Linked DNA regions of Mus musculus: region 1 is linked to region 2. Evidence: chromatin loops called from intact Hi-C (ENCODE). Cell type or tissue: left cerebral cortex. All regions are shown on one strand. Each heading gives the region's core, and the rest is flanking DNA. Links, peaks and the distances in the headings are about the cores only. Region 1 overlaps Gm13264 (a long non-coding RNA gene). Region 2 has its middle 94 kb from the start of Gm31729.

What was found. Peaks named below come from ENCODE experiments on the same cell type or tissue, not always from the same donor. Only the 100,000 strongest peaks of a DNase experiment are listed, where the experiment ranks them.
Region 1: a loop joins it to region 2, with 3 times the contacts of the local background. A loop is called at or near these places in 2 of 42 quality-filtered maps.

Annotation. Positions count from the first base shown.
Region 1 is chr2:11,052,525-11,069,165 of GRCm38, reverse strand. Gm13264 (a long non-coding RNA gene) reads right to left here. Exons shown (of 4, transcript XR_374005.3): 4 at 9,037-10,744. Among named protein-coding and RNA genes, the nearest start is that of Gm13264, 24 kb to the right of the region's middle. In left cerebral cortex, for the core only: CTCF peaks have their summits at 9,078 and 9,283 (motif pointing right); a DNase peak (open chromatin) is centred at 9,286.
Region 2 is chr2:10,911,552-10,928,192 of GRCm38, reverse strand. No RefSeq gene overlaps it. Among named protein-coding and RNA genes, the nearest start is that of Gm31729, 94 kb to the right of the region's middle. In left cerebral cortex, for the core only: a CTCF peak has its summit at 8,036 (motif pointing right); DNase peaks (open chromatin) are centred at 6,573 and 7,220; H3K4me3 peaks cover 372 bases.

The sequences.
Region 1 (16,641 bases), core at 5,317-13,316, 140 kb before region 2:
ACTAATACAGAGTCATTGGATATTGTAGCTGAATAGATGCACAGGTGAGCTGAGCAGGTGTGCAGGTGAGCACTTATTTCTCTCTGGGTGAATAGCTGCTTCAGGTTCCCACCTTGCCTTCTTCACAGTGATGGACAGGAACCTAATTTGCTTTTTGCCAGGGTATTTTGTCACAGTAACCGAAATGAAACTAGGACAGAAGGGGACTTAGGTAGACTTCCGGATGAATACAAGAAGGACTGCCATTTTGATGAGCTGAGGTTGCCCACTTACTGGTTGATAAACTTCCCTCTTTCCTTCTCTGTAATGGATCTTTCACAAGTACCATGGTATTATTTAAATTCTAAGTGTATAGTTTCTAACATTCATAGAAATTCACTGCAGTATCTTAAAAATCCATTTAAGGAACAGATTTTAAAACACTTGATCAGTAATCAGTGAGAAGGCTGTTCTCTTTCCAATATTAAAGAAGAAAATTTAAAGTGAAATAATTACATTGATCAAGTTAATGGGAAAAGAATAAAACAATCCAAAATATTAGAAGCAACCAAAACTAATAACCCCAATATTGAAATCAAAATGGGAACTCTGGTTTTTCTGCCTGCTCGATGGCATTCTACAGGAAAATAATATTTAATGAAGCTTTGGAAAACCTTTTCTCGGTTTCCTCTCTATTTACCAAAGTGATCCATATAAAAAAAGAGTGGTTTATCTCTTATTTTCTGTACTGCCTCCATCTCTTGATGTAAACAGACTGTGATTTCTCTGACTTGAAATAGAATAAAACTGTGGCAGGTAAGCAAATATATAAGGTTTTCAACTATAAAGAGAAATCAACAAGGGAAAACATTGAGTTAAATTGGGGGCCATAGAACAGATTAATGCAAAACATACATTCACACACAAAACAATACGGTGGATTTTTTTCTTTTTGGTCTGTGTACAGTGCACATGTGTGCTGGGTGAGATGCAAATAGGGGCCAAGCAAATAAGGATAAAAGGAAGACAGGGTATTTGTTACTCTCCTTGCTGCAGAGACACAATACCGAACAGAAGCAACATAAGGGGAGAGATACTTATTTGTCTCAGAGATAACCGTCCATCACGGTATGGAAAGCCTAGTGGCTAGAGTGGTCTGGTCTGTGACAGCAGCAGCTTTCAAGCGTGCTTTCATCTTGATGGACAGGTCATAGAGATCTGCGGTGAGATCCCAGAATGTGTAGACCTTCAAAGGCCATCCTTATGCCCTAGTTCTATTACCTAGGACATGTTCTCAGAGGGTCCACAAACTCCCGAAACAGTGCCATTGGCTGTTTTGTTCGTGTGTTCAGATCCGTGAGCCAGTGGGGGATATTTCTGAGTCAACAGAAAGAGATTACATACAGCAATTTGGGTGATCACTGTTTTATGAGCTAGGGAAGTGTTCAGTGGTTAGAACCCAAAGCTACAATGATCATTTAGGGTGAACAGTGTCGCTGTATGTAGCATACAGTCATTGATATTATAATTGCCAATTAGTATTAGAATGAGTGACATGGAAAGGATTGTCGTGCACTGATGAGCAACTACAATGCATGTTTCCAGAGCATCCTAGACTGTCAGTCAGACTGGCAGTGGGCGGAGTCAGCCCACTGTCTCACAGAGTCCAGGCTGTTTGACCAGCAGTGTAAAAAGCTCATCCATGTTATTCTCAAAGCTATAATATTACGCTCTCATGCCCCAAACTGTAGGAAAAGGAGAGATTGTTTTGTCTATCCTGTAGCAGTCAGCAAACCTAGAAGGAAAGAGGTGCTCGAAGAAATTTCCAGTAGCAAATTAGGTGGTAGCTAAAGTCTTTGCAGAGACTCTCAGGCTCATCTGATAGTTTTGAAGGCTGTTAAAATCAGGTCAGCATTTGCACCCTAGCTTGGTAGTAAGTTGAACTCCCTTGCTGTCTAAATAGATGTTTGGGGGGCAAATGTCCAAGGAATGTGTGGACACTCATTACATTCTGAAAATAGACATTTTATGGTCCCTTGGGGGCAGAGTTATAGTGAGGTAAAGGTGCAGAAAGCTACTCCAGAGAAAAGCATTTAACATTGCCTGGGTAGCCCCAAGTGTAAGACCCTTGTGCCTGGCTGGTCAGACTGGCTGCTTCCTTTCACTGTTTACCCTCTAAATTAGTTAATTCATCATTCCAAATTTCATAGATCACTTGTGGGGAATTGCTAGCTGAAGGAGAAAAAAATGTATCACTAAAATAAACATTTAAGTTAACAAATGTATAGATTCTTGAACCTATTTTTCTTGTTGTGATCAATACTTAAGTCTAGATTTATACTTGACACATAGCTGAAGACATAAAATCTTTAAATTCTTCCACCTCACAAAAGAATATTTTGGACTGTTAGAAATGGTCTATGGTTGGTTTGGGGCATTGGGCTAAAATTTATCCAATGAGACATTTGAGAGTTCTACATTTCACTGGATCTAAGTTTGTATGATAAAATATAGCACTGACCATATTTCCTGAAAGAATCTGCTACATGTTAAAGGTGAAAATTAAAGGATGTGGGGATTGGTGAAGCTCAGCAGAAGAACCTGTGATCTGTACAAGGCTCTGGGTTACATCCCCAGCATTGCAGACTACACAGTGGGAACTGAGATTGCTGAGTAAGACCCTCGGTGTCACATTGTATCTTTGTGTTGGAGCCATGATAAAATGGAGGCTCTGGAATTCTTTTTCAACACTGGGTACCCCAAAGCACATTATTGAGTTTGTTTTCCATAATCCTGGACATTATTGCATCAAGTAGCTAACAAATAAGCCATTGCCAATTCTTTATAAACATAATTTACTATATTTATATACTTTGATGCTTGTTTTGTGTATGGCATGTGTGTGTGTGTGTGTGTGTGTGTGTGTGTGTGTGTGTGTGTGTGTGTGTGCATGTGGAGGCCAGAGGGCAACCTGCAGGAGTCATTCTTCTTTGTCTATGATGTTGGTCCCAGGGATCATTCTCAAGTCACTAGGCTAGGTGGCAGTGCTTGTCTTGATGTCACTTCGCCATCATCTCTGATTGTCATCTGGTGTGATTTTGTTGCTGATGGATGTATAAGAACAGGAGCAGGGGATGTGGCCAGCATCCATGGATCCATCTAAGGGCGATCGTCCTGTGGAAAAGTCCAATCAGCATGTGTGAATGATGAATATTGGTTGAGAAACACCTTCTCATTTTTGCATTTTTACTTATTTTAATGATACTGTGCATTTCTGTGTTTACCTTTTAATAGTGCCTTCTCTACACAGCCTTATTCAAAATATTTGTTCTTTTGCTCTTTTTTGTCAAACTAATAGATCCTCATTAAGATAGCAGGTGACAGTGGTTTTGAATAAAAATATACCTATGGACACAGTGTCTGTGGTGCAGGTTGCAAGTTAAGAAAATCTTTGGGGCCAGGCGGTGGTGGCCCATGCCTTTAATCCCAGCACTTGGGAGGCAGAGGCAGGTAGATTTCTGAGTTCAAGGCCAGCCTGGTCTACAGAGTGAGTTCCAGGACAGCCAGGGCTACACAGAGAAACCCTGTCTCAAAAACCTTAAAAAAAAAAAAAAAAAGAAAAAAGAAAAAAGAAAGAAAATCTTTGGAGAAATGAGCAAGTAAGACTATGACTAATATTTTCATTTTTAATTAGGTTGGAAACAGATGGTGAATGTTGAGCCTGGTGGTTCATGCCTGCAATCCCAGCTCTTGGGAGGTTGAGGCAGGATGATGGCTATGGGTTCAAGGCCAGCTGAGTTACATCAAAAGACGATCCCAAAAAGTAAAACAAACAAACATGAGCAAATAAAAGCATAGTTAGTCATTTTTTAAAACCAGTGATATGAATATTATGAATCTATAATATGTTGTTTAGCATTCTAAAAGTATGGTTTTGTATCTAAACAATTATTTGAGAAAGAGATGAGCTTGAGTTCAACTAATTAGTTTAAAAAATTTTAAATGTCCTACATCTTGATAATAATTGCATATTACCCAAAATGTCTGATCGTGCTAACTAGGAGGGTAATTAGCATAACACGTAAGTGGGAAAATTGATCTGTCACAGTTTAAGCTCTTAACTTTAAGGAGGATCAACTGAGAAAGCAAATAGTAATAAGTCCTTCTGTGTTTGCTTATACCCTCGTGAGACAACATACACAGTTGACAAAATCCTTCACAACCACCCTTACTTGAAAGTAGCCCGATGCTCATTCACGTCCAGGGTTGACTTGTACAAAGATGAAACCTGCTCCCACCTGGCTCATGAGTCCCTTCCTTCCGTGGGATATTGATTTGAAATTTGGCTACTCAGTTGGGATCTTCCTCGTGCCTGAAGCTGAAAGATTAAACAATGTGTGAGAGGCAGTGTTAGCCATGTTTCCTGTCAGGTGGTGATATAGAACATGATCAGATATGCAGATCCATCTGAGAGGAGGCAGAGAAAGCAAGCCTCCTCATTCCTGTTCCAAGCTCTAGTTTATTTTATGATTTCAGATGAGATAGGACCTCACTAGGTTGCCCATGCTGTACTCAAACTCTCAAGAATTCTCCTGCTTCAGCATCACAAGGATGCAGGTCTCATCCAGCTTCCCCCACATCATTACACTTCCATCACATCACAGCTTCCAGTGTTCTTTATGTTGTAACAGCAATTGCATTCCCAGGATTCTGAAACACATATTGCTAACCTCATTTATGCTCTGTTCCCTACAGTCATCTTGAGGGCCTATTGTTATAAAAGAATGTTATTTATATTGTTAAAAACGTGTGTGTGTGAGTTTGGATCTATTTTAACATATCTGAAATACGTGCTCCACTGGGGTGACGTGAAGACCTGCCTGGCTTGTTCAGTAGGTGATGAATGTCCGTTCCTGCAAATGCGATGTTGCCTTATCTTTGACAGCCCAGCGAACAGTTGGTTCGTTAGCGGCACTTCTGAGGGCTTGGTTCTGGGAGCCGGGGCAGAGGACAAAGGCGGGTAAAACAGCTTTCGTGTGGTTTAGGGATTTTGTTGCTGATGTTATTTTTAAAGTAAGAGCTGATGAAGTTCACACCTGCCACTGAGGGGAGGGGATGCTCATAAGGTAAGTTCCAGAAACTCCCATTCTGTCCCCCACCCCACCCCACCACAGACATCCTTTTCAGCTTCTTCATCTATGCAGGAGGTCAACAATGACTACTTGCCGGCTTACTTTGTCTTCTGCTGTTTTGAAAACAAACAAAAAACAAACAAACACCACCACCCCCAAATAAATGCAACTCTTGCAAGAGTCTTACATGAATGTTGCTGTTTTCCAGGCTTGTTTAATGCAGGATGATTTCCGTATTTTGCATACTCAGATGAGGCACTGCAATAACTAGAACACAAGAGTGTCTCACTGACTGTGACACCAGAGACCTGAAGAACTGTCACCCATTGTCAGTCAACCCTTCCGAAAGGTCAGTTGCAATTTCCCTCATGCATGGGTCACACGTGCCTGATGAAAACCAACTGAAAGCCAACCTCTCCTGTGGCTATAGAGTCTAAAAAAGCTCTGAAGTCTCTAAACATGTGAATGGACCTATGGAAGCAAATTTCTATCTTTGAGTGGATAGACCACTTCCCATGCATGGGCCCTGTACATCCAAGGTAGATGAGCCCAGTGCAAATGGAGAGATGCCTTGCTCATTGGAGGCCACCAGAGAACCATTTAGGAAACTGCAGCACAGTTTACTAATCAGGACGACCCTGGCAGTTCATGAATGGGGAGTCTGTTTATTATGGGCTCTCCCTTAGAATCTTTCTTTGCTTTTTTCATTCATCAACTGGCCCTTCCACTGGAGTAGTTCGGAAGTCTGAGATAGAAAAACTACCTGTGGTACCCATTCGTCATTGCTGCCTCAAGTCACTTTTGTGTCTTGAGTTCATATTCCAAACTGTTCATATTCTGCCCTGGAATGTTTTGTTATTTATATACGTGTGACCTTGTAAAGTGTATGGTGTTTTCTGCCTACTGTTGAGATGACGCTATGTTTATTTACCATCAGTAATTCACCTGTTATTTTATTTTTTTATCCTAGTATTCCTAAGACTGAGGGTGTTGCAGGAGTTTGATCTGTCAAACACTGTTTTGGCAAAACCACGCTTCTAGTTTGGTGCCTTAGTCTGGTCAGAGCTGAGATGCACTTTTAGCGGGGGCGGGGGGTGGGGGGGTGGGGGAGTGGGGAGGACAGTCAGTTTTCGAGTTGGAGGGTCATAACGCCCCCTTCTGGTCTGGTGTGATTTTAAAATATCCTGCCTTAAAAAAAATGTTACTTAGTCTACATTAAACTTAACATTTAGTTACCAGCCCACAGTCTTTGAATGATAGTTTATGATCTTGTCAGAGCCCAAACCTCTCATGTGAAATGAGGTTGCCCAGTCCAACATTATGATGACAGAAAGGCTCTCTGTCTTTCTCTGTGTCTGTCTGTCTCTCTGTGTAATTATTATTTTTAATTTAAAAATTTTAAGTAGAGTCTCATGTAGTCTCAAAGTTGGTATACAGTTGAGGACGCACTTGAACTTCTGCTTCTGCCTCCTAACTGCAGACTGCAGGTGCTTCTGCCTCCTAACTGCAGACTGCAGGTGCTTCTGCCTCCTAACTGCAGACTGCAGGTGCTTCTGCCTCCTAACTGCAGACTGCAGGTGCTTCCTCCTCCTAACTGCAGACTGCACGTGCTTCCGCCTCCTAACTGCACACTGCAGGTGCTTCTGCCTCCTAACTGCAGACTGCAGGTGCTTCCGCCTCCTAACTGCACACTGCAGGTGCTTCCGCCTCCTAACTGCAGACTGCAGGTGCTTCCGCCTCCTAACTGCAGACTGCAGGTGCTTCTGCCTCCTAACTGCAGACTGCAGGTGCTTCTGCCTCCTAACTGCAGACTGCAGGTGCTTCTGCCTCCTAACTGCAGACTGCAGGTGCTTCTGCCTCCTAACTGCAGACTGCAGGTGGAACCACTGTGCCCAGCTTATATGCTCCTAAGGATTTACCTAGTTGAGGGCCTCGTGCATTTTAGGCTGAGCTGCATCATCAGCGTTCCATAGCTGTGTTAGCCAAGATTATAGCCCAATGCCACAGGTGGCTATTGAGCACTTGAAATATGCTGTAAGCCACTGCGAAGCTGAAGTTTGTTTGTTTGTTGTGATAAGACCTCACTTTGTAGTTCAGGCTAGCCTGGAACTCACTATGTTGCTCAGGTTGGGCCCAAAACAAGTAGCTCCAGATTCCTGAGTGCTAGGGTTATAGGCATGACCGACTCCAGAGTTTAGTTTAATTTTGATCAGTTTAAAATTAGGCAACTGTATGTGGTGAAGGGCTACCATATTAGATGATACAGTTTAACCAAGGACTTAACTCCAAAATTGATTGCATTCTTTGAAAGTCCTGCCATTTGAAGAAAGTTACCAATCTTTCCGACCAAGAGGGAGAAAGAACAGTTGAACCAGGCTAGGGTGAATATGTCCGTTCATCTCCCTGCTGGAAGCACTCTTTTCTTTAGAGAGACAATGACACCTTGGTGACACACGCAGCTTATAGACATTTTCTGTTTCATGGTATTCTTCTGCTGTGCACACTTTAAGTAATAGAGCTGGATCTAAGCTTTTCAGGTGGAGCAACCTGCAGAGCTGTGTTAGCAGTAATTGGGTGAGGCATTTAGAGACAGTAAGGGAAATGGAAAAACAAAAGTAATTTGGCATTTGATTTGGGACAGCCGCGCGTGCGTGCGTGTGTGTGTGTGTGTGTGTGTGTGTGTGTGTGTGTGTGTGATTTTTCTCAAAAGAAAACCACCATTCAACAGCAGCAACAGTAACAATAACAACAAAGAAGCCCCCAATAATCTAATGTATCAATGCATCCTTTTTAAATATAAAAAAATTAATTTTTAAAGTAAATATGATGTGTATGTAACACCTGTTTCTCAGGAGGCTAAAAGTGGGAAGTTTTAAAGGATTAATTATTTTTAAATTTGTACGTGTGCAGCTGTGTGCACGTGAGTGCAGGCGTCTGCAGAGCTGACCAAAGCCGAAGTTACAGGTGGCTGTGAACCACGTGAGTACTGGAAATCAAACTTGGGTCCGGTGTAAGAGCCATATATACCCTAGTCACTGAGACACCTCTCCCTCACCTAAAATTGGTGACTTTAATGTTTTAAAGAAAAGTCACTCATCCAAGTTTCTCTTCAAGATGAAGGTACTTTTGAAGTGCTGAATGATAAACACCATAAATAATATTATAAATAAAAAGCAATATAACTAATGTGAAGGCCTATCAGAGACAGACCAAGGAGAAATTGGTAGATCCACCTGCATTTCTGATACAGAGACTGTCACTCTGATAAAAATAAGAGCCCATCAGAACCCAGTTCTCCCTTTCAGAGCCAAGTTCTCCCCATCAGAGTCCAGTGCTCCCCATCAGAGCCCAGTGCTCCCCATCAGAGCCCAGTGCTCCCCATCAGAGCCCAGTTCTCCCCATCAGAGCCCAGTTCTCCCCATCAGAGCCCAGTGCTCCCCATCAGAGCCCAGTTCTCCCCATCAGAGCCCAGTTCTCCCCATCAGAGCCCGGTGCTCCCCATCAGAGCCCGGTGCTCCCCATCAGAGCCCAGTGCTCCCCATCAGAGCCCAGTGCTCCCATCAGAGCCCAGTGCTCCCCATCAGAGCCCAGTGCTCCCCATCAGAGCCCAGTGCTCCCTATCAGAGCCCAGTGCTCCCCATCAGAGCCCAGTGCTCCCCATCAGAGCCCAGTGCTTCCCATCAGAGCCCAGTGCTCCCTATCAGAGCCCAGTGCTCTCCATCAGAGCCCAGTGCTCCCTATCAGAGCTCACTATTCTCTATCAGCTCTATCAGTGCCCAGTATTCCCTATAAGAGCCTATCAGAGCCCAGTATTTCCTCAGGTTTCCTTAGGGAGTTGTCAGTAACTCAATAAAAGCCATTACTTAGGACTGGAAACCGATTTGAGGCAGTTTGTATGGAAGGCAGGAGACAAAGAAGGCTTATTGCATTGCGTTGTATTGATTTAATTTTATTCCATTACATACTGAAATGGTTGGTTTTAAGGAAACAGTCACATTCTTTTCTCTTTTACTGAGTGTTTCGTGTGAGCCAAGATTCTCTGGAACAGATCAAATTTTAGAATTCAGACTTCTTCTCTCAGAGTGGCATGATCCCTCCATGAATAAAAGGAAAGAAATTAGACCGAAGCCAAGGTACCCGTTTCCTCCTAGGGCGTCGTTGCTAGTCTCTGACACAAGAGGGCAGCAGAAATTAATTCAAGATTCCTGCCTTGTGTTACTAGGGCCATCCGCACATAGCCTTAAGGCAAAGCGCAAAAACACAATAATAGTTTAACACTCTCATTATGAAGCCATTTACTCTTATTATATCAATGGTGAGAAAACTCAATATACACGTTTATGAAGCCATGGGGAGAGGACAGAAATCAAGATACATGAACGCAGAGCCCCACAAATCACACAACTCGAAAACACGCTATTTGATACTTTAGAATGGGAAATCAAGTGATTTTGGAATCAACCAGGCTCAAGCTGATGTTCATGGGGTAACCTTGGCTATGCCGCTTAACCTCAGCTGAATTGGAATTGTATGTTTGTCTGTACCCCAGAATCTTTGCAAGACTCACCCAAGTTAACACGTGCGAGATCATTTATCTCCGGCTCTGACTTCCATGTCCCCTTATTTTCTAAATGGAGATATCCCAAGAGATGTGGAGAATGGTCAATTCTCTCCTCGAAACTGCGTTATCAGGGAAGATAAATCAGTACAAAAGAGATCGGGGATGGGTGGGTGGTTGGCACATCCTCCTGGAGAGATGCACCATTGGTCTCCTGAAAGGCTGTCACTGGAGTGCTTCTTGAGTGTTGCTCCATTGTGCCCCCAGCGCGGTTTGCACCTCTGAAGAGCTTGGTCCCAGGCTATGTTCTGTTTTCTAATTTTTGTTTTGTTTTGTTCTTTTTTTATTCATTTTCACCAGAAATCATTTACTCTCCTAAAATTGCTTCCCTTGCCCCATGAAGTGGGAGATCTGTCACAGTCATCTGGCCCTTCTTCGAGTTTTGTGTCTTGTGGGGTTCCTGTGTTCATGTGTAGTATGAAGAGGGGCTCCTGCGTTCATGTGTATGTTAGTGTACATCACAAGGAGTCTGCTTTTCTCCTCTTACTCTGACCAGGGAGAGTTTGCCTCAAGAACGCCAACTGATAAACCTCCAGGTGACAGACTGCTTCCTTCACCGTATGGCATCTTTGTTGAAGATCAGCTGACGAGAGCCATAGGAATTTATTTCTGTGCTTTTTATGCTCTTCCACTGTTGTATGTGCCCATTTTTATGCCGGTGACATACTGTTGTTGACAATGTAGCTTTGTAATGTTTTTGTAATGTACGTTAAAATTAGGAAGTGTGGCGCTTCTTGGTCTCGTGTATCTCAAGCTACCCTGAAGGTAGCTTTGCAGTGACAGTTGAGCTTGAACTTCCCGTGGCTCTTCCTCCAGGGTGCTGGGGATGACAGACTGGTGCCACTAGCCACATACCTGCTTTATGAGGTACTGGGCTTTGAGCATGCTAGGCAAACAGTAACAAATGACCTACATTCACAGCCCCTAGTTAGTTCTTCTTGAGCAAGACTTCTTTGTCTATTTGGGGTCTTCTGTAGGTCCATATTTTAGAATTTTAGAGTCAATCTCTTTTTGTCTGTAAACATATAATTGGTAATTTTGTTAGAAATTGTATTAAATTTGTAGGACTTTGAGGATAGCACGGACATCTAAACAATATTAATTATTCTAATCTTTAATGGCATGATATATCTGTCTTCTGTGATTTCCTTTATCAACATTTTACAATATTCAAGTCTATGAGTCTTCTACCTTTCTGGTTAAGTTTTTCCTAGTCTTTGTTGATACTGGAATTGCATTTTAAAATGTTCCCTTTCAGTATTTTATTATTTATGTGGAGAGATGAAACTATTTTGCATGATATATATATATTTTTTTTACTATAACTTACTAAATGTAGTAGTTCTAAGTTTCTTGGCTGAATCTCTAGAATTTTCTATGTGCATGATTCTGTCATCAGAAACAGTTGTACCTTTTTCTCTGAATTGGGTGTTTTAAATTTATTTGTTTATTTATTTTTCTTGTTTAGTTGTTCTTGCCAGGCCTTCTGGTATTATGTGGAAGAAAAATGGTTAGAATGGGAATGTGTGTATTCTGAGGGGTTTTGTGTTGACTATAATGTTATCTCTGTGTTATTCCACACAGTCTATATGGAGTTAAGAGCCTTCTCTGCCTATGTTGTTAAGAGTTTTATTTATTTATTTAAAGATTTATTTAAAGATTTATTATTATATGTAAGTACACTGTAGCTATCTTCAGACACACCAGAAGAGGGAGTCAGATCTCATTATGGATGGTTGTGAGCCACCATGTGGTTGCTGGGATTTGAACTCAGGACCTTGGGAAGAGCAGTCAACGCTCTTATCTGCTGAGCCATCTCGCCAGCCCCTTGTTAAGAGTTAATCATGAAAGGCGATTGAGCTTTATCAAAGTTTTCTGTAGATTTACTGAAATGTTAGTGTTATTTTTTCTTTCATTTAAAATACCCAAGATATAAGTTACAATTTGCAAAACACATGAAACTCAAGAAGAACGAAGACCAAAGTGTGGACACTGCGCCTTCTTAGAATTGGGAACAAAACGCTCATGGAAGGAGTTACAGAGACAAAGTGTAGAGCTGAGACAAAAGCATGGACCATCTAGAGATTGCCATATCCAGGGATCCATCCCATAATCAGCCTCCAAACGCTGACACCATTGCATACACTAGCAAGATTTTGCTGAAAGGACCTTGATATAGCTGTCTCTTGTGAGACTACGCCAGGGCCTAGCAAACACATAAGTGGATGCTCACAGTCACTATTGGATGGATCACTGGGCCCCCAATGGAGGAGCTAGAAAAAGTACCCAAGGAGCTAAAGGGATCTGCAACCCTATAGGTGGAACAACATTATGAACTAACCAGTATCCCGAAGCTCTTGACTCTAGCTGCATATGTATCAAAAGATGGCCTAGTCGGCCATCACTGGAAAGAGAGGCCCATTGGACTTGCAAACTTTATTTGTCCTAGTATAGGGGAACGCCAGGGCCAAAAAGTGGGAGTGGGTGGGTAGGGGAGTTGTGGGGGGGAGGGTATGAGGGACTTTTGGGATAGCATTGGAAATGTAAATGAGGAAAATAACTAATAAAAAAATAATGCTAATGACCAAAAAAAATTATGTTCTATCCTGTTGCCTGAGAAAGGTTTGGGACATTTTTATTTTCCAGGAGTAAACCCTACGTTGTCATAGTACACAGATCTTCCAATATTCTACTGAACTTGGCTTGCTGCTATTTTATGGAGGAGGTTTGCATTTTGGGAATATTAGTTTGTGGTTTTCTTGTGATATCTTTAGCTTTGGTATCACAGAGCTACAGTCTCATAGAATGAATTTTGGAAGGTTTTTGTCTTATTTCTTAGAAGTGCTTAAAATGAATTAGTTCTGATTCTTTTAATGCTACACAGAATTCATTTGGAAAGCAATCTGGTCCTGGCTTTCTCTTTGCCTACTTATTATTGGTCTAACTAGTTTTAATAATTTTTGCATTTCCAGGAACCTACTCATTTTTTCCTGATTACTCTATTTGTTGGCATCATAATGATCCTTTGTAATCTTTATTTCTGAGTCATCTCTTGTCATATTTTCTTTTTAATTTCTGACTTTCTTTACTTGAATATATCCTCTCTCTTTTTATCTAGCCAAGTGTTTGTTAATCTATGGGTTTTTTCAAAAACAAACAAAACAAAACAAAACAAAACAAAACAAACCCCAGCCTCTCTTTGCTATATTTTCTGTGTTTAAATTCAAGATTTGGTTCAATAGCTCTAATCTTTATCACTTCCTTTTTTTCCTGTTATCTGAGAGCTTACCTTTTTTTCCTACTGTTTATCCTTCCTTAAGATAAGTTAGATTATTTAAGATTTTTTGATTTTTTTTCACAATATCATTAGATAATATATTACATAAATACACATATACATATATATGTATATATATATGTATATGTATAATTATGTTCTTCTTCATCCCCTTTCCCACTTCGTTGAACCCTGACCTGAGCTGGAATTGAGGCACTTGCTCCCTACTGGTTAGCTTTCACAGTGTCAGAAAGCAATATGCAAGTTGGCTACTGAGAGGAAATCGTTATCACCAGTCTTACTCCTCACAGCTACAATATCAGTAAAAACCAGGTAGACGTGCGCACTGGTAATAGTGGGCATAGCTATTATGGGGATAGCCACTGCTTTTTTTTTTTAATTGTATTTTAGGCCAGCTCTACAGAAGGAATTCACTCCTGCTACTGTAAACCTAGTCAAAGCGTATGGTTTGGAAGGCCATAGGCTGGATAGGGAAACCAACTACTGTTGGATTTCTATATGATAGTATGTCCAACTGTCTTCAAAATATTTATATTATACCCATAGAGTAGTGCATCGTTCAGAGAAATGTCTTCTTGAGGTAATCACTAGTTACTGCAGAGATCCTAGGGTAAATGACTGCTGAGAACTCAGCCCTCAATAAAATGACAAGATCACCACTTCAGGGCTCAGGGAACGTTGCAGAAGAGAAGGCAGAAGGAAAGAAGGAATGTAAGAGCTGTATGAGAGGAAGGAGATGCACTGGAGAACGGCCTTCAGGATATGAAATGGCTATTGTGTACAAGAACTTATAGCAGCTGTGGTTACCTGCATAAAAATGTAACCATTGACATTCCATCATGGAGGGGAGAAGGGCTCCAAAGTCCTACCTTACCCTGGAGGGCTAAAGGTAGTGATGGTGAAGGTTGCTAGTAGGAGGGGAATTATACTCCTCAATGGTAGACACTGGGAAGTTGCCCTTAGGCAAGTAAATAGCTCCCACCCACACCCATGCAGACAGCCTTGGTTAAATACAGTGGAGCACAATCAGGTAAATGCAAATGGTGTGAAAATGTGAGGGCATAGGAATTGTTAGCATTCTTTATATAGTTATTGATTTCAACTTCCATTTTTAAAAGTTTCCTTTGTTCTATATGATTTGGTAATGTGCATTTTCATTTTTGTTTGTTAAAGTAATTTTAAAATGTCTGAGTTCATATTTGATCCAATGATTGTTTGCAAGTGCGTATTTGTGACTTTGGGGTTTTTGTTGTTCTTTTTTTCTTCCTTCCTTCCTTCCTTCCTTCCTTCCTTCCTTCCTTCCTTCCTTTCTTTCTTTCTTTCTTTCTCTCTCTCTCTCTCTCTCTCTCTCTTCCTTCCTTCCTTCCTTCCTTCCTTCCTTCCTTCCTTCCTTCCTTCCTTTCTTCCTTCCTTTCTTCCTCCCTTCTTCTTCTTCTTCTTCTTCTTCTTCTTCTTCTTCTTCTTCTTCTTCTTCTTCTTCTTCTTCTTCTTCTTCTTCTTCTTCTTCTTTTTCTTCTTCTTCTTCTTCCTTCCCTCCTTCCTTCCTTCCTTTTTCTTCCTTCCTTCCTTCCTCCCTCCCTCCCTCCCTCCCTCCCTCCCTCCCTCCCTCCCTCCCTCCCTCTCTCTCTCTCTTTCTTTCTTTCTTTCTTTCTTTCTTTCTTTCTAAACCTAAAGTCTGTCAGGTCTAGTATAAGTGAGCCAATCCTGATCTTTTATGGTTATTAATTGATGATTTCTACTTGTATAGAACATTCTTTTTTTATTCTTTCAATTTTAACTTTTCTGTGTTCTTAAACGTATAGTGTCTTATAGACTGTGTATAAGTAAGTGTATGTGTGTGTATGTGTGTGTGACTATTAACTCAGTCTACAGTTTTACATTGATGATTTTAGACTAGTTGCCCTTGAATTAATCTTTTTTCCTCCTGGGATTTTAGAAACGAGTTCCCTGTAGCCCAGGCTGGCTCTGTAGCCCAGGCTGTACTTGCTCTGTGGCTAAGGATGACTTTGAACTCCAGATCCCTCTGCTTGAGCCTCTAAGCACTAAGGTTACTGCATACGTCGCCATTTCAAGCTCCATTGTTGTTAAATTGATATTTTCTTTATAACTCAACTATAACAAGAAGAGATTAGGTTTTCATCTTCATCAATAGCTGTTTACATACTGTCTGGGTAGAGGAGCTATGTGTCTTTTAAAAATATAAGCTGTGATTTACATCCAAAGAAGGGAATTGGGGAAACGTGGGCTACTGAATCAGTGCTGCTTTGTATAAAAGAAAGAAACTTACAGTAGCTGCGGCTTAACTCAACTCTAAACCCATTTCACGGTTAAACAAACAAACAACCCGGGACAGTCTAACACAGATTTTAAACAAGAACAACTTCATGTTCCAAATGAAACATTCTGAGGCCTTCTAAATTTACTTACTCTATTTCCTCTTTTGTAGAAAATTCTTAGTGAACTATGTAGTAAAAATGATCTGAGGGCAGAGAAGCCTCCGGAGGAATGTTTAAAATATTAGAAATAGAAATTATTTAAAACTACATTATACCATTTTCAAGCAAAGCTTTGAATATTGCCTTTCTAACTATCAAAAAGAGATCATAAACAGTTTCCTGTATATAGCTATATAAATGTTTTGTTCATTGTTTATAATTGAAATAAACTACATTGATTTCTTTAAAATAGAACAAGCACCACCCTTTATCATTTGCCTTACTTTTCATATCTAGTTGTAAAAAAAAATCCCATTTTCACCTTCAAATGTTTTCATATTTTTCAGTTTTTTTTTTTTTTTTCTGGGCCTATCCACAGTTGACCATCCCTTAGCTGAGAGCGATATCTAACTAGTGAGTCACGTTTTAGGATCCCGAATCTCCACAATTTCCTCATGTTTTATCAACTTAGATCATGAAAACATTTCAATCAAACTACCCTAGTCTCTGAAAAAAATCTTTATGGCCACCTCTGTTGCAGCACTCTCATTTGTTTTAGGGAGCCTTGCACAGGTTAGGAGGTGGAGCCTCTTAGGGGAAGTGAGTCACCTGGGGCACCTTTGATGGCTATGCCTGGTCCTGGGCCCCTCCGCTGTCTGCTGTGAGGTGAAGGACCTTCTTCTCCATGTGCTCCTTCAGTCAAGGTGCTCTTCCTACACCAGACATTCTACCTGCTGAGCAGAAAGCCAACTAACATATTCTCCAATGTGTCTGTGAGTAGAGTGTAAGAATGCCGTGTTTCCCTTAAGCTCCTGACAGAGTGTTAGAGGGTGACAGATAAAACAGAAGATACAGTAGCATACAGGGTCTCATACTATAATGCTTCAAATGTTCACAGTATAAGAGAAAATCACTTCTTATGTCAGGATCCAGGAAAATGTCAACTCAATTGGAAACAGATGACCACTAGACACCAATATTAAAAGGACATAGGTGGGCTGGGCATGTAACTAAGTTTTTAGATGCTTGCTTAGCATTCCCAAAGCCCTGGGTCCAACCCCAGCACTAGATAAACAAGGCATGGCAGTCTACAGTCCTGCCTGCAGTCGTAGAGGCAGAAGGATTCTTTATGTGTCATAAAGACATGAGACATAAAGAGGTCAAGGGCTGCCTGGGCTT
Region 2 (16,641 bases), core at 4,805-12,804:
GTGATTACAAACACGAGCCGTGATTGCATTCATTTCTTTTTCTAAAATAAATAAATAAAAATCAAACACAGTTTATTCTAATAAATCATAGTTCAGCGATTATCATGTTATAAGACAATGGTTCCACATTACCTAATCAAGGTCAGATTTCCTTTAAAATTTTCCCCATTTCCTGTTTGGTCTCTAGGCTTCTGGAACTTTCCCCACTAAGTCATCTCTCTCAGAAATATTGAACTCTCCCTCTCTGGACGGGCCTGCTCTCCTTAACTCCATGACAGCGGCACTTTGAGCTCCTGTGACCCCTGTTCTGTGTTCATCTTCTTGGGTCACTTGTCCTTTGAGGGTTTTAGTTCCTGTCTTCACGTTTATTCTCAGAGACCGGGATTAAGCATGAAAAAGTCTTCTGTGCAATGCTTTCTAATGAAACGCTGGTCTAAGATCTTTTATTTCCCCCATATATCTTTGGGAAAGCAAATAAATACATATTTAATATGTATATGACTTGATGGAGCTTAAACTCAGGCATTTAATCATATTCTTCAGTTTTCTCTTTTTTCTTTTCTTCATCTTTTTTTTTTTTTTCTTTTTTTTTTTTTTCCGAGACAGGGTTTCTCTGTGTAGCTCTGGCTGTCCTGGAACTCACTTTGTAGACCAGGCTGGCCTCGAACTCAGAAATCTGCCTGCCTCTGCCTCCCGAGTGCTGGGATCAAAGGCGTGCGACAACACGCCCAGCGTCAGTTTTTTCCTTATAAGTTGTTTACATTCACTTATGTATTTTGTAAACATATTATTTTATTAATTAAAACTGTTTCTTGACATTTTCACACGTGAATTCTAATTACTCTTAACTCTAATTTTCTGTCCTAGTTATCAGGTCTTTGAGTCAGGGAGCATATCTTTATTGTAGAGCCCCTGTTACAGAACATTTGTGCAGAGCCCTTGCAAAGTCAACTGGAATTCTGGGGAATATTCATTTCTAATAATGGGCTTTCTAAACTAGTGATGATCTCCATTTACCATCTTCCTGTAATATAATCATTAGATATATTTCTGGTAAACATTCTTACCTCCTGGGTGTGGATTGGGCAAACACCTTTTTGTGTTTTTTAGTTTGGTTGGCATTTTTGAGTACTCTTTTGCATTTTTTTCTAAGTAGGTTGATTCTTGATACTTAACTACTTTATGCTCAGCCATTCATCAATATCACATCTCTATGAAAACATCAGCTAAAACTTCAGCATAATATATGGTTTAAATAACAGCTAAGAAGCTATTATCTCTCGCTGATCCTAAAAGAATTCTAGGTCACTGCGTTGGAGACAGGGTTATCTATACAATCAGAATTCTGTCTCTTTAGAGCTGACTTCTGATAGAAATGGCACAAAACACAAGGGATTATAATCTGCGCCCCAATGAAGTACATATCTGAGAAACACATTAGTTTGTTTAAATATCCATTAATCCACCCTACATTCCTCAGAGGGCCAGCATCACATGGACTTGTGCTTACAGAAGATACGCCATAAGTCAAAACCAAATCTATGAGTCTAATAGTACAATTGGAGATCTCATTACTTTTATACTTCTGTAGCATTTGACTTACTTCAATTATTATTGTTATTATTGTTGTTTTTATTGTTATTGTTATTATTTGTGTGTCTGTGACTTATTTCAATTTCTACTCTTGTTGATTTTATCATTACTGATGTGTGACTTTAATTATTATTGTTATTATTATTGGTTTTATAATAATATTATTAGTGTATGTCTCTGTGTGTGCATGTGTGTGCGTGTGAGTGTGTGTGTGTGGCGAATGGGGGTGCATACATATGTGTAAGTCAGAGAACAACTTTGTGAAGTCAGTTACCCCCTTCTAGTATGGATGCCATCTGATCTCTGATATTCAGGTTTGCATAACACAGCTTTATACCTGCCATTTCCCCAGGTCCTGAGTTTATCTTATTTTAAAAATAATCACTGATATATTTTAAGTGAATGTGTCACTGGGCAAGGGGTTTTATCTTGTTAGTCAGTACCAGAGTTATATGTAAAAGGGCTGAGTAGAACTATGCCTGAAATTTTTGGGTTTCATTTCTGATAGCTTTTTCAAGTTCATTTGAGAATGTAATTGTTGTTACAAATCATCAGCAAACACAATGAAAACCAGCTAGACATGTTTCCCCGGGAAGACGAACACTGAAACATTATGCATATACAACACTTACGGCCAGTTTTGCCAAGAAGACACTGAGGCCTGTGTGGCTAGTGGAAGACAGAGGCAATGCAAATAGCCCATGTTTTTAAAAGAGAAGACAGGAAACAACTTAAAAGGGAGACACATTTGTTCTCCGCTTCTTCATTCTAATCCCAAGCAGAAAGCATTTCTCCCGACATGAACAGGAGGGAATGTAGGCAATTAGAGAGTGTGGAATTTAGCCTTTGATTTATTTCCCCTTTGATCTCTGATCATCATGGCCCACAGCAGGTATGAATTGTATTAACTTCATTTGCCATTAGTTCGAGAAGTCATACATTTCCTCAAAATAAACTCATTTTAAAAACCGAACGAATGTTTCCAGACTTAAAAATGCAAATATGTCATGGCTTGGCTGTATTCAGCAAATTCCTAGAATCAATCAACCAAGAACAGAGCAATTCCTGTTACTGGGGAGGAAAGTGAAAGCCTGCAAAGGGAAATCAGGACGAAGAAGCAAATGTCAGAGAGGGCTCAAAGCATCCACTCACCTCTCGCTTTGTAGGGCTGCGGTGTCTTAATGAGGCGGGTGCATAAACATAGATAATACTTCACCTAATAGAACTCTAGTTTTCCTTGATATGAGACAAAACATCAGAACCTCCTGAAACTCATCTCAATTCTCTGATGGTTCTGGATCTGAGTAAGTCATGATGATAATAACTTACATGTCATAATCCTTTCCACCTCACAAGATGCTCTTATGCACTTCATCATATTTCATGTACACACATATACACAATCCCCTAAAACATTAGGGCATGTGCATAATTAATTCCATTTTATAGATTAAAAAATAAGGTCAGGGAAATACCTCAGTCAGTAGAATACTTGCCTTGCAAGCATAAAGATGGGAATTCTATCTTGCTTTGGCAAGCGTTGTGCCAATCTTAGATCAACCATATAATTTCTTATAGCATGACCTATCAGAGAACCTTTGCTGACTCAGAAGAGAGGACAACTATGGTGTCTTGATCTTTAAGAACGGACTCAAGACCTGGTACTGAAACTAGCTTTACCAGCTCAGCATTAGTGTGGGACCAGGAACTGGGAAAGCACAAGTTCTAATGGCTACCCTGACATTTTCTAATTGTGTGAACATGGGCAATACATGTTAGCTCCCTGAGTGTAAGTTTTACAGCTATGAAATAGAGATCCCAGGGCCAACTAAATAGAGTAAATACAACTAAAGCCAGTGTAGGTGTTAAATATACAATGACTGACCATCAGGCATTAGGAGTGCTTCATCTACTGAGATGGGTCAAAGTCTTACTAATTTCCAGGGGCCATTGGCCAGTGCTTGGATATAAAGTGCAATTGTGTAATGTGACTCAGTCCTTGTTGACTGTAGGTTTATAGTGGATGCTCCAGGCAGAAGAGAAAGAACATTTCTGTTCCTGCAGAATGTGTGTAGTATCTGCTTTCAAAGAGTCACAACCGTCTTGATGACACAGAGAAGGTTAGCAGGTCTCAAATGAAAGACGTGAAGTCAGTCAGTCCTGAAGCAAACAACTGAGAGGCAAAAGCTGGGGTACTAAGTCAAAGGTCTCTGCAGAAGATAGGGTGTGAAAAGGCAGAGCAAAGCTTTAGCGGAGATTAGGAGATTATCATCTGACAGCTATCTTATGAGAGACCCACATACTGCAAAGGAAGCTCCTCCCACTCGCTCGACTCCTCCCACCACAGATCATGTAATGGATAGCATGGGATCTGTCAATTCGTCCTAGCTTTAGAGGTGACATAATCTAATGCAAGTGTGTATGATGGGCTTGCCATTACTATCTAAACTGCCTTCCCCACCAACAGGATTGCATTTAAGGGGTGATTAAAATGGGATGGGGTATGCAGTGCTTGTCTGAATGTAATCTAACTGCACTATTCATTTAGTGGAGCCTAATTACCAACTCTATAATTACACTACTCAAGAAAATTGTTTTAGTGATGGTTTTATTAGACTAACTTGAGACAATTTCTGTGCCAACATGAGCAGAACAAATGGAATTTAATTTCAAAACAGGAGCAGAAGAAGGCTATCCAGGAGAAGAAAACCTCACAGGCTGCAGGATAGAGTTCAGAATTGCAGGGGAGCAGAGGGTACCTGGGAAGGGGAAGGCTCACACTGGGTGGGGGAAAGCTGGGCATCAAAACTTACTCATTTGGGTTCCCCTGGAGAGAACAGACAGGGCAAGTTTCTAGATGCCAACTCTCAGACTCCATGGACCTGAAGTGATTTTTTTTTCTTGCATCTTGTATAGGAAACTCTATTTCTCAGGTACTCCCCAGATTAGCCACAGGGCCACAACACTGGAATTTGTTTGAAGTGCGAAAGCTCATACTCTCTTTGCTAGAGTCTGCCACCTTAAACCATTCCCCAGTAAGCACTTGGCTGTCCCAGTTTGAGGAGGCAAGTTTGTAGGTAGAGCACACAGGTGGCCAGATTGTAGTTGCTGGTTGAAGTTATAATATCTGCGCTTACCTACAAAATACATTCAATAAAAATTAAAAAAACCATGTGAACATAGTAATATAAAGGAAAAAAATACCTCCATCCCGACTATCTTGGGAGGGTTATCTACTTAGTGACTTCTTTCCTAGGCTATAGGTAGGAAACTTGAGCCCTCAGCAAGACTGTTACTTCCAATTGTGGTTACCTTCCAGACTCTTTCCTAGGGCTTTTTGGGAATTATGGATCTATTCTCTCTTCCCCCTCCCTGCCTCTCTCTCTCACACACATGTGTGTGTATTCATGTATATGTATGCACATGTGTTTCATGTATGCACATATAGAGATCAGAATCCAGAGCCAGGCAGCTTCCGCAATAACTTGCTACCTTATTATTTTTTTAATGGAGGAGCTTTATATTTTTTAGGACTTTATTTTTATTTTATGTGTATTGGTGTTTTGCCTGCATGTATGTCTGTGTGAGGGTTTCAGATCTCCTGAAACTGGAGTGACAGCAGTCGTGAGCTGCCGTGTGGGTACTGGGAATTGAACTCATGAGCATCCATTCATCTCATTAAATAACCGCACAGTTAGTTCTTTACCAGGCAATTCTATTGCATCATTGGAAGTAGCAAGACTAATGTGAATGAAATGATGATGAACCTTGGAGCTAGACCCTAATGGGTTAACTTCTGCCTTTATCTCTAAGCTACGGATGTAGTATAAATGATTATAGCCCCCTTTGGGGTCATATTCATCTCATTTACAAAATTGCATTAATAAGGTCTCCCTCCCCTAATTAACGATTACATGGTATAAGAGATATTGCAGCGCCAACACAAGTGAGAGAAACTGGAGGGGGAAAAAGATACTGATATGATCCACTGCTGCTTTTCCAGATACGCATACTGATCTTGTGTTTGCCACTCGTCTGCTGGCTGAAACAGCAGCTTCCTTCTTTCTCTTTCTCTTTCTTTCTTTCCTTCTTTCCTTCTTCCTTCCTTCCTTCCTTCCTTTCTTTCTTTCTTTCTTTCTTTCTTTCTCTCTCTCTCTTTCTTTCTTTCTCTCTCTCTCTCCTCTCTCTCCTTCCTTCCTTCCTTCCTTCCTTCCTTCCTTCCTTCCTTCCTTCCTTCCTTCCTTCCTTTTCATAATTTTTATTCACTTTACATCTCAGTTGTAGCCCCCTCCTCTCCTCTTAGTCCTGCCCTGCCCTTACAGATCCCTTGCCTGACCCCTTACCCCCATCTCCTCTTCAGAGAAGGGAAAGCCTGGCCTTGGGTACCACCCCACCCTAGGTCATCTAGCCCCAGCAGGCAGCTTGGTTCTCATAAGAACCAAAAATCATCTTTGAGGACTGTCTTTAAAAGCACATCGGACTTCATTTGGAGAAATTGAGCTTGGGTTCAGTTCCGTGAAACACAAAAACATCAGGAAAGAAACTGCAGCCCTCTTAAGACAATATTCATCATTGACAAGCCCCCAGCTCAGAGGCTGATGCCTAGCATCCTGCTTGGTGACAGAGGCCAGTGAATGGTGCTCACTCAGGTTACAAAAAATGATGCTCTTATTAAATTTCATCACACATGTTCGCGGAGGCTGGAGGAAGGCAGCATCACCTGCCAGTGGCAGGGATCTTGCAAACAAATTAGTTATGAGACCTTAAGCATCTGGTCTGGGAATTCTCGCACTCATTTCCTCCGCGGGTTTTCGTAACATCTTACAACAAATACTGCCATCCCAAACCAGGAATGGAGCTGATACAGGAAAGAAAGCCAGTTCACCGGCACCCTCCCTTTGGTATTCGAGACGCATTTGTTTCATCTACTGTGACATTCATTAAACGCCTGGAACAAGAAAACAAAAAGAAACAGACCTCTGTCAGGAGCTCAGCTGAGCTGCAGAGAGTGAGCTGCCAAATGCGGAGGAGTTCATTACATCTAAGCTGGAATGAAAGAGCTAAGCCTTTAACCACTTACTGGGCAGGTCCAAGAAAGGGGTTCAAGTTGGGGAAGGCTGGTGCTTTGTTGCATTCTGCTGTTTTAAGAAATCACCTTGGAGTCAAGGGGATCAGGGCCAGAGAGGGAGTGTTCTCACTGTTGTGGCTGTCTCAATAAAAGGTGTTTGAACGGATCTTGAGGCTGGGGGTGGGGATGGGGCTGTGAACAGGAGGGCTGCTAGGAAAGTACTGAGTCAAAACATGGGGTGAGGTGATGAGAGGGGGTGTCTGTGGCCCCCAACTCCTGGTCCTTTTCAGAAGCAAACGAGGCAGGGGATCTGCAAAGACCTTGATTGGAGGTCCAGGATGGAGGACACTGGGTGAGAAATAGGGAATTGTATAAAGGTGTGGCCCTCAGAGAGGCCAGTGTCCTTGCACTTTAGACTTTAGGGACTACTGGTGTGCTTCTTACGTACCAAGCCTGGTGTGAAAAGCACCTCTCTCCTCCATTCCTGAAGCTATGAGGACAGACTTAGACATTTTCTATAGTACTTAAGATTTTGACCTGGAAGAACCTCAACCTTATTTCTAGCTGTGTGATTGCGATCAGACTACTGAAGTCCTCCAGTGCACCAGTTCCCTCATCCTGTAAATTATGCAGAATCGCTCTTTCCGGACTACTGCAATTACTAAATTAACACGTGCAAAGTGCTTTTGTAAGTTTTCCTACAGAATGTTAATGAGTTTGGCAGAAGTAGTAACTCTCTTTATAGTGTTACGATATTAATGGGTACATTTTTCTTTCTTCTAGATCTCCTATATCTCTACTTTATTTCTTCTTTTGCCAGTAAAGGCAGGCTTTTATTAGGAGTTAGGAAACACACACACATACTCACACCACACACACCATACACATAACACATACACATCATACACATACACAAACACACACATACATCACACACACACAAATAAACACACAGTCACACCACACACACCATACATAAACCATATATACATCACACACACTTCACACACTCACACCACACACACCATACATAAACCATATATACATCACACACACTTCACACACATCACACACACACTACACACACACATATCACACACATAAAGTCACACAGAGACAGAGAGACAAAGACAGACAGAGAGGGAACAAGCATGCAGAGAAAAATACTCTTCACAAATCAGAGTGGAAGCAAATCCAGGGCTGGGGCTTTTCAAGTCTTTGAAGGATCTTCCTCCCCTAATTTAGGGTTTCTCAGTTTGAAGATCAGAACAGCTGATTGGCCACAATTGTTGTACAAACACATCCTGATCCAACCTTGATTGACCTACAATCATTACATCCTGATGCAGCCTTGAACTTGTTGACTTTGTCCACCAGAGGGAGAAAAAGCCCACAAGGCCTTTGTTTTAAGCTGCTAAGCTTTTGTTTCAGGTCAGGAAAAAGCCCCCAGCTAAGAAGTTTGCCAGCTTCATTACCTAGTCATGTCCCCCACCCTGACCCTTTCTGTCTTTCTATCCTGGAATCTGTGGACATTGTTGGACAATCACACAAAAATGACCTAAGGGGATCAGATTTTGATGTTTGGTTGTAATCTCAAGAAGTGAAATTTGGATTTCATTCTTTCTTAATTTTAGTGAATAAACAGATTTTATTTGTTCATTTCCTTTAAAAAGATTATTTTATTATTTTTTAATTATGTGGGTGTAGGGTGAAGTATGCATGTGAGTGTGAATGTGGGTACCTGAGAGATCTGAGGAGGCTGTTGGATGTCCTGGAGTTGGAGTTACAGCCAGCTGTGAGCTGCCCAAAGTGGGTACTAGGATCTGCACTCAAGTCTTTTACAGGAACATCATGTCGGTGTCCTCTTACCTCATATCTCCAACCCCCTCCCCATTTTCTTATGGTTTAGTTTTTTTTTTCTTTTTTTCTTTTTTTCCATTTTTTATTAGGTTTTTAGCTCATTTACATTTCCAATGCTATACCAAAAGTCCCCCATACCCACCCACCCCCACTCCCCTACCCACCCACTCCCACTTTTTGGCCCTGGCGTTCCCCTGTACTGGGGCATATAAAGTTTGCAAGTCCAATGGGCCTCTCTTTCCAGTGATGGCCGACTAGGCCATCTTTTGATACATATGCAGCTAGAGTCAAGAGCTCCGGGGTACTGGTTAGTTCACAATGTTGTTCCACCTATAGGGTTGCAGTTCCCTTTAGCTCCTTGGGTACTTTCTCTAGCTCCTCCATTGGGAGCCCTGTGATCCATCCAATAGCTGACTGTGAGCATCCACTTCTGTGTTTGCTAGGCCCCGGCATAGTCTCACAAGAGACAGCTACATCTGGGTCCTTTCGATAAAATCTTGCTAGTGTATGCAATGATGTCAGCGTTTGGATGCTGATTATGGGGTGGATCCCCAGATATGGCAGTCTCTAGATGGTCCATCCTTTCGTCTCAGCTCCAAACTTTGTCTCTGTAACTCCTTCCAAGGGTGTTTTGTTCCCACTTCTAAGGAGGGGCATAGTGTCCACACTTCAGTCTTCATTTTTCTTGAGTTTCATGTGTTTAGCAAATTGTATCTTATATCTTGGGTATCCTAGGTTTTGGGCTAATATCCACTTATCAGTGAGTGCATATTGTGTGAGTTCCTTTGTGAATGTATTACCTCACTCAGGATGATGCCCTCCAGGTCCATCCATTCGGCTAGGAATTTCATAAATTCATTCTTTTTAATAGCTGAGTAGTACTCCATTGTGTAGATGTACCACATTTTCTGTATCCATTCCTCTGTTGAGGGGCATCTGGGTTCTTTCCAGCTTCTGGCTATTATAAATAAGGCTGCTATGAACATAGTGGAGCGGTTTAGTTTTTTCTCTATTAACTTTGTTCTTACTCCTTCCAGTCTTGAAGTTTTGACTTTTTTTTTCCAGCTTCTAGAATCTGGAATATTTTGTAATCAAAAGCAATGATTTTGGATAGTTTGATGTGTGATGCTCTTGAAAAAAATAGCAAAACATAACAAAAACAAAACCCAATGGGTTTGTACTTTGGTTTGAGTAAAGCCAAAATAATCATGAAAACGAAGTAAGACTACATTTATTTATCAATCATTATTTCAATATTTAATTATTTTATAGCATGTAAAGAGTCTAAAACAACACTGTCCTTGAACAAAAGAAATATGGATATTTTTGTCCAGGGAGTTCATGCATATTCATATAGGAAAGCACTTTGAGGGCAGGCTAAGTATACTTAGTTGCTGAGGTCCATTGCTGAACATGGGTTAACTTAAGGTCATAATGGAAGACATATTCCTGGACATCTGAGTTTGAGGTCATGGAGTCCATGTTCAAGAAGGGGTTAAAATGATGGGGGTGAACTGGGCATATTGAACTTGCATTGCAAAGAGGATGGACGTGTCTATTTCTCAGTATGCTTAGACTCAAAGTTTGAGCTGCAACCTTCTGAAAGTATGCTAATGTGGGAGTTTGCCCACAAGTGTCTCTCTTACATAACTACTAACAATCCCACCACAAAAGTCTACCTGCTCCTGTAGAAATGGACTGGCCGTCCATTAAATACCCCATGCTCAACTATGCTAGGTCTTGGGGGAAAACATAAATATTCATTCATTTGCCGAAGTCACCTGAGATATTTCTTCTGTGCTTTTGCATATTTATCTGGGACCAAGCATAATAGTTTAGTTGTTATATATTCTGAGTGAAAACCTAGAACCCCCTTCTTTTTTAGAAGAATTCAGATAATATTTTGAAATTTATATTGAAGATTCTTTACCTGATTTGAACCCTGTCATATTACCCTTTGAATATCTCAGAAAGACAAATGCTTTCAAAATCATCTGAGTTTTGAGTGTTGTGATTCTTTGCTATCTTTTGTATTTTGAAGTGAAGCCTTATTTTCCTTAAGTGACCATTGCCAGGGGCATAGAGTGAAGTCATAGTATTGAGAAAGGAAGAGACTCAGTCTGGCTGCCACGTTGTCCCCAGAGCCTTTCACATGCGTCTATAGTTACAAACAGCTGTGTAAGTTGTAGGTCTTAGTGCAATTTGCTTTTGAGAAACTAGGAAGGGCTTCAAGATGAGAACAGCAGAGGAACAAGCCAAACACATGTCCCTGCTCTGCTCACTGGCTAAGCTGCACACCCGAGAACCTGCCTCTGCCTGAGTTCTTTCGCATTCCTAGGTTTCAGGTTCATTTATCTGCAGACTATGGGTGGGAATTTCTTTGAGCCTTCCAGTGGCCTAGGTGGTCAGTGGGCTGAGAAGTGTGATCCACCCCTAATTGCAGTGACACTGTCACCAAGCAACACAGCAATATCACTTTGCGTTATTGTTTTCTTTCAAGTTCATCACCTTGGAAACAACACTCACATATAGGATTAGGGAACAAGCCCTTTTGAGCAGTCAGTACTTTACTGATCTGATTTTTTTTTTTCTGCCGCTTTCCATGTACTGTCACATTCTAAGAGATCATGATCACCTGAGTGTGATTTCTCTCATTTTAAGTCCCATCTGGGAAGAAAAGAAAGACATTTATAAAATAGACATCGGACTATTACTATCCAACAGATACAAATCATACTTGATATTTCCAATGTAATGCCAGAGACTAGAGTAATTATCAAAAATGTAGCAGACAGAACTGTGGTCATGTGGACTGCATAAGAATTCTTAGAGGGCAATGAACATCAAATAGAGGAAACAGGAGGCAGTGCATAATCAATTGTTTGGTCTGGCATTATGAAGCACAACACTAGGAAATTCCTAGTAGACAGAGCTTATGGTGAAATGGGAGAGCAATCTGGAGTTGTGAGACTATTCACAAAGGAGAGAAGTTTGGAGCGCCTCTGGAAGATGTCAAGAAAGGAAAGAAAGATGCACCAACTAATACTGAGACATTTTGAGAGTTAGTTTAAGCTCCAGTGTAGTGTGGCACCACATTCTAGTTTTATGGATTGGTCTTAATGAAATGATTAGTTAGCGGTGGAGGGAGCTAAGAATGGAACCCAAGGGGTGATGTTGACTTTGGAAGGTTTTCCTGTAGAGATTAAAAAGTTCTCAGCCATTCAATAGGAAGGTTCTTAAGCTTCCTAGTGGTGAGATATTTTTAAACAGTTCTTCATGTTGTGGTGACTCCAAACCATAAACCTATTTTTTTTGCTATTGTTATGAATTGTAATACAAATATCTGATATATAGGATATTCGATATGCAACCCCCAAATGGGGTTGAGAACCGCTGCAAGTTCCCTCTTCAATTCTGGAACTTTTTTTCAGTTCTGGAATGCAGAGCTTTATACTGTATTCATATTTTAATGGAGAACATTCATCAATTATAGAATAAAGTGGTAATGGTGGCACTGAGCTAGAAGGATAAAACAGGAATCGCTTTAGAGGAAAAGGACAACCAAATGAGAGAAGCCAATGGGATGCTATCACATGGTAGCACATCAGACCGGGAAATATTGTAAAAAGAGATTAGGTGGAGACAGCACTGTAGTTCATATATGCATAGCTCAACATAGTAAAGTTTATCACCTTATTTTTTTAACTCTCTGGGAAAGTTATAGGTCACCCAGAGGAGGAGAAAATGGTGTGAGCTCTGTTACATATGTGGGGAGTTGAGTCTATAGTAGTTTTGCAAGTATTAGATATTGATGAATGGAAGTGAGCCTTGAACTCCTCCAATCAGACTTTATCAGGGACCTATATACAGGACTGAGCCTTCATGAACAAGACTAGCAAATGCACACGGTTGCTTGTGATGTCTGTGCCTATTTTCTTCCTTGGCAATACAAAAGTTAAACCAGAAAACCAATTCTCACTATGCAGACAGCTATGTCTTTTGTTATAGGCTTCAAATCAGCTGTCTGCTGAAGCCTGGAGAGATGTGTTCAGTTACTTGCTGACCCCTGCTTCCCTTCAATATTTTTCCCTTCTTTATAGGAAAGTACCTAGAAATTTGCTATTCTGAAAACAAACTTAATTATTGGGTAATTTTGAGTTAGGTTAAGTTGGGGATACTTTTTGTTAAAAATGAAAGTGTATTTTATCTATCTATCTATCTATCTATCTATCTATCTATCTATTTTTGAGATAGGGTTTTGCAATATAGTTCTGGGTAACCCAGAAATTGCTAGGTAGACCAGGCTGACCTCGAACCCACAGTGGTTTGGCTTGGCTGGAATTCAAGAAATGAACCACATGTCCAGCTTTTGTTAGTTTATTTTGCTTTTGCTAATTTTTAGTAATAACAGAAGTAATTTCCTTCTGCTGGGCTGAAGGAAAGAGGTGGGACTTCCAGGTTCCCCGCAGGCAGGTTAAGAGGTGCAGGAAGGAAAGAGTTCGCCATGCTTTGCAGGGAGAAAAGTCTCCAGTCATGTGAGATCTAGGGTGGAATGGCCATCGTCACTTCTCTGACTGGGCCTCGGGTAGCAACTAAAGCTGAGGGCAGATTTAGGGAGATCAGATAAGAGTTTTGGGGTGGGCATACTAACAGAGATTAGAAGCACCCAGCAATTGAGCCAATTAGGCAGGTTGAAATTAAGTGTGTGTGTGTGTGTGTGTGTGTGTGTGTGTGTGTGTGTTTCATCTATGGATCAGAGGGAACCTAGGCTGGGCAGGTATCGCAGTCCGCCTTAACGAGGGTAGCAAAAACTACATGCTGTATTTGTCAAGCGCTCAATATAAACAAAATTAACTTTCCACTGAGAATCAACTTTCAGAAGGCTTAGATTACTGCGTATGTCATGTGGCACTTCTGTCATCTGTGGGATCTGTGGACACGCGTTTTCGATTCAGGGCACCCAGTTTGGAAGCTCAGTTTGTCACCTGCATTGCCTTCACTTCAGGTCAGTGTTGTGTTCAGCCCACTGTCGTGGAATAGGGAGAGCTCGTATGTGGCCATAACTCCCAAGGGTTTTGATCCTTTACTGTTTACCAGAACGAAATGCTGAGTTAGTTAAGATTGGAAAAATTATTCAGTCAGAGCCCGAGCTGCCTGACAGGTCTCACTACTGGGCAGGGAACACCTCCTAGGGAGGTGTGGTTATTTGAAACAGGATTCACAAAGCATAGAAAATCGACATTAACTAGGCCAGCTCCTTGTGGACAGTGCAGAATTGTGTTGCCATGTTCCTCCTCAGCTCTAGATTTGGCTCGAGTTTAAAATGCTTAAGGGATAGTGAAATGCATTTGTCAACACTGAGTTGCTGATTTCTAAGTGCCGCTGAGCAGCAGGGGTGGCTTGACCTGCCCACCTGCCCAGCAGTGGACCAAAGATCAAAACTGTAAATATTCAGGGAACTGATCCCTGGCAAAACAGCTCATGTGGAGAAGAAAGATGTGGAGGAGAATTAGACAGCAAATGCACACTAATACCGCTTAATGGATTCTTTAAGTTTCACTAGGCAGGGGTATCTGTGGCAAAGACCTAATCATGAATACTTACAGCATTTGCTTATAAGCTGCTATTGTGTTTTATTATTATTATTATTATTATTATTATTATTTCAGTAGCATATAATTGGTTTTCAGGACGGATTAGCTTGTGTGTGTATTCATGGGCCTGAATGTGGGGACACATGTATCAGTCTAAATATGCAGAGCTCAGAAGATGACCTTGGGTGTGGGTCTTTGCCTCCCCCCTTGATTGAGGCAGGGTCTCACCAATGTCCTTTCTGTTCAATACACGCGGCTAGCTAACCTTCGGACTCCTGAGGACTCTTCTTGTCTCCACCTCCCATCTCCTTGTAGGAAGGAGGACATTACAGATGCTTACCCTCTGGGCCCAGTGTTTTTGAGGGTTCAAAGACACACACACACACACACACACACACACACACACACACACACATGCATATATAGGAGGGATGGAGGAAAGAGAAGGAAGGAATGTTGCAATTATAATATCAAAAAGTTAAAGCATGCAACTCCGGCTGCAGTTACTGGGCCTGCTAACCAACCTCCCAGCCTGGCTTGTTGCCTTGCTTTTCCATCCTAAGCTTTCCATTTTATCCTATGACCCAATTGTTTCTTGACTAAGTCATTTTCAATGTTCTAATTTGTAATCACCTGGCAATAAACACCATTGTTGCCATTTGTTTGCAAGCCCTGAATTTTAAAGCATTATGTCTGAGCTCATCACATTTGAAAAAAAAATATGTATATGTACACACACACACACACATTGTGTGTAAGGAAAAGACGAATTCCAAGTAGATACAGAGATGAGTATTTATAATCTGTCATTCACTTCATTTCTAATCTTTTTAATTTATTTCAGTACCCAGTAATTAAGACCAAATTGTTTTGACTTGATTATTTTGAATTAATTGATGATCTAATTGAATTGTCTCACAATAATGATATCCTTTCTAAAATCATTAGGGTTTGTAGTTTACACATATCCTTTTGGTGATGAACTTCCTTCCTAGCTCAAGTCACCCTTTTCTGGTCCTTGGGACATCTAGGTGACTATGTTTGAGTCACACTTGCATCTCTCACCTTTTGGAAGATGTCAACTACTTGGCATGTCATCAGCTTTCCAATTCCAACTTGGCAAAAAACATTCTTCCATACCATTACACTGAAGAAAGAACAAACAGAAGCCCTGCTTTCCTTAGGGTTTTATTGCTGTGAAGAAACATCATGATCAAGGCAGCTCTCTAATAAAGGAAAACATTTAGTTAGAGCTGGGTTACCGTTTCAGAGGTTTAGTCTATTATCATCATGGCAGGGAGCATGGCAGCATGCAGACAGGCATAGTGCTAGAGAAGGAGCTGAGAGTTTTACATCTTCATCTGAAGGCATCAGAAGGAGACCGTTTGCTGCCCTAGGTGTAGCTTAACCATAGGAGACCTCAAAGCTGACCCCAACAGTGGGACAGTTTCTCCAGCAAGACTGCACCCCCTAATAGTGACAGTTCCTATGGGTCAGACATTCAAGCATATGAATCTGAGGGTGTTTCCTATTCAAATCACCACAAAGCCCACACAAAAACAACACTGTAGGTTTGTCAATAGTGCATTTTAGACAATTTTGCAATGGTAATTATTTTAACTCCCCCTAGTTGCATGTGATGTTTTGACTTCAGTAGCCACTCCTTGCTCATGCATCAGCTTGCCATACAATGGTATTCACTGGTTCATTGTTCACTTGCTCTACTGATGCTGACTAAGCACATACTGTGAGTGATGTGTGTAGGTGATAGACAAACATGCATGTTTGGGTCTAAGGAAACAGATCAATGACATGGCATGCTTCCTTCCCAAGACCTGACTTTGACTTTCTTCACCTGTGTAACATCTGGGTTTGATGGCACATATCCATGTCTAAGTGCTGTCAGGAGGGGATAGAAGTAGAGGCAGAGACAAGAGAATTTCCGGGACTCACTGGTCAGTGACTCTAGCCTAATTAGTGTGCATGGCCTCTGTACCCTTCACATGCACACATACATCATCACAGATATACTCTATACAAACACACACAAACAAAATTAGAACAAACAAAATCCAAGTAAATTGTTATTCCTGTTCCCAGGTTACACGTTGGCTAGGAGGGAAAACAACCTTGTTATCTAAGACCCATGCCATACATTTTGTAACTTCCAGATAATTGTCCAACACAATTCTTCATGGTTACAGCCACTATGGCAGGGAGGGTCTCATGGAAGACCCATCTATGGGAAGCAAAGCACATTTTTAAAAATGCTCATTCAGCCACTTAGCCAGCTCCTTAAAGTCTCTAAGACCCAGCCACACACTACATACCTGCCACTCCTTAGGGAAGAGCCTTGCATGAGTGTCACATCTGAGACACCTGAATGAAAGTAGCGTTTCCAGGATCACCCAAGATGTTGTATTGTTCCTGAACATCTCTTTAATCTGCATCTATTTGAAGGAGTCAACTTTATTAACATTTGTGTCTTTTAACTTTTGTTTCTTTTTATTTTGATAAGATTTTTTT